2 separate regions of the Homo sapiens genome follow, and region 1 is linked to region 2. A link is a contact called in ENCODE Hi-C or POLR2A ChIA-PET data. All regions are on one chromosome and are shown on one strand. The core of a region is the stretch at or near the end of the contact, and the rest is flanking DNA. Distances in the headings are between cores, read along the strand shown. Region 1 overlaps MAST2 (microtubule associated serine/threonine kinase 2). Region 2 holds the start of IPP (intracisternal A particle-promoted polypeptide).

Evidence for each region. A loop is a pair of places that touch in the nucleus more often than their neighbours do. ChIA-PET counts read pairs that join two places held with the same protein, here RNA polymerase II (POLR2A). Pooled maps may share reads with other maps.
Region 1: a loop to region 2 is called in a pooled map, with 7 times the contacts of the local background. The contact joins the enhancer-like site here to the promoter of IPP in region 2. A Hi-C loop is called at or near these places in 1 of 37 single-sample maps with no recorded cell type and 3 of 50 pooled maps. POLR2A ChIA-PET finds 5 or more read pairs at or near these places in 5 of 52 experiments (AG04449, K562, T-cell and 2 more).

What each region holds. Positions count from the first base shown.
Region 1 is chr1:45,818,358-45,822,034 of GRCh38, reverse strand. All of the region lies in intron 1 of MAST2 (microtubule associated serine/threonine kinase 2), which reads right to left. Among named protein-coding and RNA genes, the nearest start is that of MAST2, 17 kb to the right of the region's middle. Within about 2 kb of position 1,679, at least 2 of the 41 ENCODE cell types and tissues checked have a DNase peak (open chromatin) inside an H3K27ac peak, as active enhancers do.
Region 2 is chr1:45,748,390-45,752,125 of GRCh38, reverse strand. It overlaps IPP (intracisternal A particle-promoted polypeptide), which reads left to right and starts at 1,473. Exons shown (of 9, transcript NM_005897.3): 1 at 1,473-1,529. LOC105378693 (a long non-coding RNA gene) reads right to left here and starts at 1,177. Exons shown (of 3, transcript XR_947290.2): 1 at 878-1,177. RefSeq lists a silencer at 1,363-1,632.

The DNA of each region.
Region 1 (3,677 bases), core at 430-2,929, 70 kb before region 2:
TGCCTGTAATCCCAGCTACTTGGGAGGCTGAGGCACAGGAATCGCGTGAACCTGGGAGGTGGAGGTTGCAGTGAGCAGAAATCACACCACTGCACTCCAGGCTGGGTGACAGAGCAACACTCTGTCACCAAAAAAAAAAAAAAAAAAAAGGTGAAGGTGAAACAATATATGAATATGGGAATTCTAGAAGAGAAGGGGGCAGTAAGAACATGTGAAGAGGCCGGGCACCATGGCTCACGCCTGTAATCCCAGCACTTTGAGAGGCCAAGGCGGGCAGATCATGAGGTTAGGAGTTTGAGACCAGCCTGGCCAACATGGTGAAACCCCGTCTCTAATAAAAATACAAAAATCAGCTGGCGTGGTGGTGCATGCCTGTAGTTCCAGCTACTCGGGAGGCTGAGGCACAGTTATGACTTGAACCCAAGAGGCAGAGGTTGCAGCGAGCCAAGATCCTGCCCTGCACTTCAGCCTGGGTAACAGAACGAGACTCTGTCTCAAAAAAAAAAAAAAAAAAAAAAAGAAGAAATAACATACCAAAACTTCCCAAATGTGATGACAGATACAAATCTACACATCCAAGAAGCTCCGTGACTTCTAAGCAGGTTAAATTCAAAAAGGTTCATATGGAGACACATGATAACCAAACTGTCAAAGCCAATGGCAAAGAAATAATATTCAAAGCAGCAAGAGAAAAGCAACTTGTCAAATACAGGAGATCCTGAATCAGACGAACAGCTCATATCTCATCAGAACTGTGGAGTCCAGAAGTGAGTAGGATGACATACGGAATTCTATCTTGAGCATAACTGTCCTTCAAAAATGAGGAAAAAATAAAGGCTGGGTGCAGTGGCTCACACCTGTAATCCCAACACTCTGGGAGGCCAAGGTAGGGAGATTGCTTGAGCCCAGGAGTTTGAGATCAGCCTGGGCAACATGGCGAAACTCTGTCTCTGCAAAACACATAAAAGTTAGCTGGGCATGGTGACATGTACCTGTGGTCCCAGCTACTCAGGAGGATGAGGCAAGAAAATTGCTTGAGCCCAGGAGGTCAACACTGCAGTGAGCCAAGATTGCACCACTACACTCCAGCCCGGGAAACAGAGCAAGACTCTGACTCAAAAAAAAAAAAAAAAAAAAAAAAGAGAAAGAAAGAGAAATTGAAATCGAGGCATTTTCAGATTAAGAAAAAAAAAAAAAAAAGCAGACAGAGTCCATCACCACTACATATGTTCTACATCAAATCCTAAAAGGCATCTTCAAGTTGAAATGAAAGGACACTAAACAGAAACTTAAGGCCATCTGAAAAAATGAAGATCCAAAAAATAAAAAATAAAGATCCCCAGCAAAGGTAACCATATGGACAAATATCACAGCCAGTATTATTCTATTTTTGTTTTTCAGCTCCACCTTTTTTCCCTATATGACTTAAAAGACAAAAGCATTAAAAAATTATAAATCTATGATATTTAGCACACAATGAATAAAGATGTAATCTGCCACAAAAACAACTTATCAAGGAAATGGAGCTATACAGGAATAAAGTTTTTGTATACTACAGAAGTTAAACTGGTACCATTTCAAACTAGACTGTTATAAATTTAGTATGTTACATGTAATCCCCATAGCAACCAAAAAAAAATTCTAAAAAACACACACAAAAGGAAGTGAGAAAAGATCCCCTTGATCCAGTTTTGCTTTGGTTGCCTCTGCATGTGGGGTATTTATTGCTCAAGAAATTTTTGCCCAAACCAATGTCCTAGCAAGTTTCCCCAAAGTTTTCTTTTAGTAGTTTCAGAGTTTGCAGTTTAAGATTTAAATCTTTAATACATTTTTGATTTTTGTATATGGGAAGAGATAGGGATCTAGTTTCACTCTTCTGCATGTAGATATCTGCATATAGATTTCCAGTTTTCCGAGAACCATTTATTGTACAGACTGTCCTTTTACCAAAGTATGTTCTTGGCACCTCTGTCAAAAACCAGTTCACTGTAAATGTATGGATTTATTAATGGGTTCTCTATTCCGTTCTATTGGTCTCTGTTTGTTTTTATGTCAGTACCATGTTGTTTTGGTTACCATAGCTTTCTAGTATCATTTCAAGTCAGGTAATGTCATTTCTCCAGTTTTCTTCTTTATGTTGAAGATAGCTTTGGCTATTCTGAGTCCTCTGTGGTTCCACGTAAATTTTAGAATTGTTTTTTCTATTTTTGTGGAGAATGTCATTGGTATTTTGAATATGGATTGTATTGAATCTGTAGATTGCTTTGGGTACTATGGACATTTTAATAGTGATTTTTCCAATCCATGAACATGAAATATCTTTTCATTTTTTTAATGTCCTCTTCAATTTCTTGCATCAGTGTTTAATAGTTTTCATTAGAGAGATCTTTCATCTCTTTGGTTAATCCCTAGGTATTTTATTTGCAGCTACTGTAAATGGGGTTACTTTTTTGATTTTTTCAGATTGTTCACTGTTGGCATACAGAAACACTACTGATCTCTGTGTGTTGACTTTGGATCCTGCAACTTTACTAAATTTATCAGTTCTAATAGTTTTTTGGTGAAGTCTTTAAGCTTTTGCCAAATATAAGATCAAATCATCTGCAAACAAGGATAATTTGACTTCTTTTCCAATTTGGATACCCTTTATTTCTTTTTCTTGTCTAATTACCATAGTTAAGACTTCCAGTACTACTAGGTTGGTACAAACGTAATTGCGGTGGTTTGCATGATTAGAATTTGTCATCTGATATTGGAATACATTCTTTTTTTTTTTTTTTTTGAGACAGACTTTGCTCTTGTTGCCCAGTCTGGAGTGCAATGGCATGATCTCGGCTCACTGCAACCTCTGCCTCCTGGGTTCAAGCGATTCTCCTGCCTCAGCCTCCCAAGTAGCTGGGATTACAGGTGTGTGCCACCATGCCTGGCTAAGTTTGTATTTTTAGTAGAGACAAGGTTTCACCATGTTGGTCAGGCTGGTCTCGAACTCCTGAACTCTGGTGATCCACCCACCTCAGCCTCCCAAAGTGCTGGGATTACAGGCATGAGCCACTATGCCCGGTCTTGGAATACATTCTTAAATAAATGTCATTATATTATACATCATTTTAATGTTCATTTTTTATGTTTTTTGGCTAGAGACTTATTTACTTGCTGTTTATGTTTTAGACTATGGGAATGAAGTTAGATAAAAAGCAAATATGAGCAATTTTTGAATAAGTTCAAAATGGGTCGTAAAGCAAAGGAGACAACTCACAACATCAACAATGCATTTGGAGAGGAACTGCTAACAACTGTACAGTGCAGTGGTGGTTCAAAAAGTTTTGCAAAGGAGGCAAGCCTTGAAGGTGAGGAGTGTAGTGGCCGACCATCGGAAGTTCACAACGACCAATTGTGAGCAATCATCTCTTAGAACTACACAAGAAGTTGCCGAAGAACTCAACATCGACCATCCTACAGTCATTCAGCATTTGAAGCAAATCGAAAAGGTGAAAAAGCTCGTTAAGTGGGTGCCTCATGAGCTGAGTGAAAATCAAATAATCATCATTTTGAAGTGTCATCTTCTCTTATTCTACAGAACAATGAACCACTTCTCGATCACACTGTGACATGCAAGGAAAAGTGGACTTTATATGACAACCTGTGACAACCAGCTCAGTGGCTGGACTGAGAAGAAG
Region 2 (3,736 bases), core at 224-2,723:
AGTACTACCAGTTTTCTGGTGAAATACTTTAGTCAATAGAAAGTCAGAGCTCCCTATGGATGCAAATCCGTCCAGCCTTACACTGAAAGGGCACACAGAATTCTCTTTTCCTCATTTCCAAGTCTTTGACAATGTTTGCTGACAATAGGTCCCTGTTAGCAGTTTTTGGTAATGAAGTAGAAAAGAAGAAATAAAAATTTAGTGCACTGCGGGTCGTAAGTGTAAACATAGTTTTGTGAAGATTTTGTTTCAGGCCAGGCACAGTGGCTCACACCTCCCAGCACTTTGGGAGGCCGAGGCGGGCGGATCACTCGAGCCCAGGAGTTGGAGACCAGCCTGGTCAACATGGCGAAATCTTGTCTCTACTAAAAATACAAAAAATTAGCCTGGCGGTGGTGGCACAGGCCTGTAGTCCCAGCTACTCAGGAGGCTGAGGTGGGAGGACTACCAGAGCCCAGGAAGTCGAGGCTGCAGTGAGCCGAGATGGCACCACTGCACTCCAGCCTGGGCGACAAAGCCAGGCCCTGTCTCATAAAAAGAGAAAGAAATACACTTTGGGAGGCCGAGTCGGGCGGATCACCTGAGGTGGGGAGTTTGAGACCAGCCTGACCAACATGGAGAAACTCAGTCTGTACTAAAAATACAAAATTAGCCGGGCATGGTGGCGCATGCCTGCAATCCCAGCTACTTGAGAGGCTGAGGCAGGAGAATCGCTTGAACCCAGGAGGCGGAGGTTGCGGTGAGCCGAGATCCGGCCATTGCATTCATTCTAGCCTGGGCAACAAGAGCGAAATTCCGTCTCAAAAAATAAAAAATAAAAATAAAAATAAAGAAATGAGATTTTATGTTAGATATATACTTCTATATATATACTCACAAGTATGTGGTATTGAGTTTGATGTAAAATATTTTTGTTCACCGTAGGCTGGGATCAAAACAGTTTGAAAGCCACTAATGTGACACATGAGGGTCAACAGTGAAAAAAACTGGACTTTTGAGTTCTTCCTTCCCCAAAATAAGTATCCCTTCAGTGCCAGGCTCAGTCATGCACTCAGAAAACGATTCGAGAGAACAGTAGAGAAGGACCGTGCCAGGTGTTCGGCTCGTCTCTGCTTAACTGAGATCCGCGGCCTTCTTGGGACACCACAAGAATCAGAGTGCAAGCGGAATGGAAAGGGCGAGCCAGCCGGCCCCAGCAGGCAGAAGCAGAGGCTTGCAGCTAAGCTGTTGATCCTTGGGGAAGCAAGCCCAAGCCCTGGGCCCCATCAGTGGGCACTGAGAGGCGCCAGCGGCCCAGTCTCCCGCGAGCGGAAGAACCTCGCGCACGCGCAGTGAAAACCCAGGGCCCGCGAAGCGTCCGAAGTCCCTTCCCACCGCCCGGCTTCGCCTCCAGTTCTCGGGGAACTGTACGGCCCAGTCACTCCCGCCTCGTCACCCCCGCCAGGTTTCCCCCGCCCTCTCCGGCCGGGGCTGGTCGCGACTGCGCGCGCAGGGCCTGAGCGGGCGCCGGAGGGAAGGGGAAGCGGCGGGTAAGGAGGGCCTGCGTTCGGGCGCGTCTGTGACGGGGTTGGGAACTTCCTCTTCTACTCCCTCCGGCTTTCCGGACCCCTGAGGACTGGAGTGAGAGAAGCCTCTAGAACTGTGTATTTCCTTGTCTTTCCTTCTGCCGCCGCAGGCCTTCCTCCGACAGTCTAAGTGTCGCCCTCCCCAGACCTTCTCGTCCGGACCGCTCCTGCCTCCCCCGCCCCAACTGGGGAATCCTGAGGCTGTGTCCCCAGTCCCTCTGTTGTCGCCTCGTTTGTCTGAGATCCCTTCCCTGACCTTTAGGTAGCGCAGGAACGATTATTAGCTTTTAGTGTAGCAGCAGTTTAGGGCTAGCTCTCTAGGCCGGGCCCCCAACTCAAGCACAAAGAACCACGGGTGTTTTGACACTTGTTCCGGGGATTCTTTCTGACACCCCTTTGCTGAAGCAGTTTCCACATGTTCCCAGCAGTGAATTCAAAGCCAGCAAACATAGGTCCGCTTTAGTTCCTCTGGGCATTTCTACCGTTTCCTAATAATCTGCTTTTTTTTTTGAGACAGTCTCGCCCCTTCTCCTAGGCTGGAATGCAGTGGTGCGATCACAACTCACTGCAGCCTCGACTTCTCAGGCTCTAGCGATCCTCTCACCTCAGCCTCCCAAGTAGCCGGAAGTACAGGCTTGCCCCATCACAGCCAGCTAATGTTAAAACAATTTTTTTTGCGGCGGGGGGCTCGCTGTATTGCCCAGGCTGGTCTTGAACTCTAGGACTCAAGCGATCCTCCCTGGCCGGGCGCGGTGGCTCACGCCTGTAATCCCAGCACTTTGGGAGGCCGAGGCGGGCGGATCACGAGGTCAGGAGATCGAGACCATCCTGGCTAACACGGTGAAACCCCGTCTCTACTAAAAATGCAAAAAATTAGCCGGGCGTGGTGGCGGGCGCCTGTAGTCCCAGCTGCTCGGGAGGCTGAGGCAGGAGAATGGCGTGAACCCGGGAGGCGGAGCTTGCAGTGAGCCGAGATCGTGCCACTGCACTCCAGCCTGGGCGACAGAGCGAGACTCCGTCTCAAAAAAAAAAAAACAAAAAACAAAAACAAAACAAAAAAAAAAAACAAAAAATCAAGCGATCCTCCCGACAGGACATCCCAAAGTGCTGGGGTTATAGGTGTGAGCCACCTTGCCCAGTCAACAATCTGCTTTTCAAGTTTGGGGCACGTGAGGCATGCAACGTCACAGAATTGTGCTCTTTTCCTTTGGAAATATGGTCACTCCACATGCCACCTTTTGGGATGACGTTCCTACTCCACTGACAGTGGGATGGTATCAGCAGTTACTGAGAAGCATGGTAACAGACTAGTATTTCTGTTGTCTGCCACCCGAATGGATATTCAGTCAACTCTTTCTTGTAGCAGGAGGCAGCATTTTAGCTCAGTGGCTGTGCTTGATGCCTTGAAGTAGGGGACAGAGGAGGTACCTTGTAATTAAACCACTAGGGTTCAAAATGTGCTGACAGAAATGTAAAACAGAAAAGGCCTGACAGTCATGTCATGTTGATAATAGTTCCAGGTCACATTTCTGTGTAGGGCCAAATACATGGTTTCTCCGCCCCCACCCCCTTTTTTTCCTTTTTTTTTTTTGAGACGGAGTCTCTCTGTTGCCCAGGCTGGAATGCAGTGGCTCCATCTCCACTCACTGCAACCTCTGCCTCCCAGGTTCAAGCGATTCTCCTGCCTCAGCCGCCCACGTCACTGGGATTACAGGCGCCCACCACCATGACTGGGTAATTTTTTGTATTTTTTAGTAGAGATGGGGTCACCATGTTGGCCAGGCTGGTCCTGAACGCCTGACCTCTGGTGATCCACCCGCCTCAGCCTTCCAAAGTGCTGGGATTAAAGGCGTGAGTCACCGCACCTGCTTTTTGTTGTTGTTGTTGTTGAGACACGGTCTTGCTCTGTTGTCCAGGCTGGAGTGCAGTGGCACCATCTCAGCTCACTGCAGCCTGGACTTCCCTGGCTCAGGTGGTCCTCCCACCTCAGCCTCCCCTGAGTAGCTGGGACTACAGGCCTGTGCTATCATGCCTGGCTAATTTTTTTGTATTTTTAGTAGAGACAGGGTTTAGCCATGTTGCCCAGACTGGTCTCAAACTCCTGGACTCAAGCGATCTGCCTGCCTCAGCCTCCTAAAAATCTGGGCTTACAGGTATGAGCCACTGTGCCC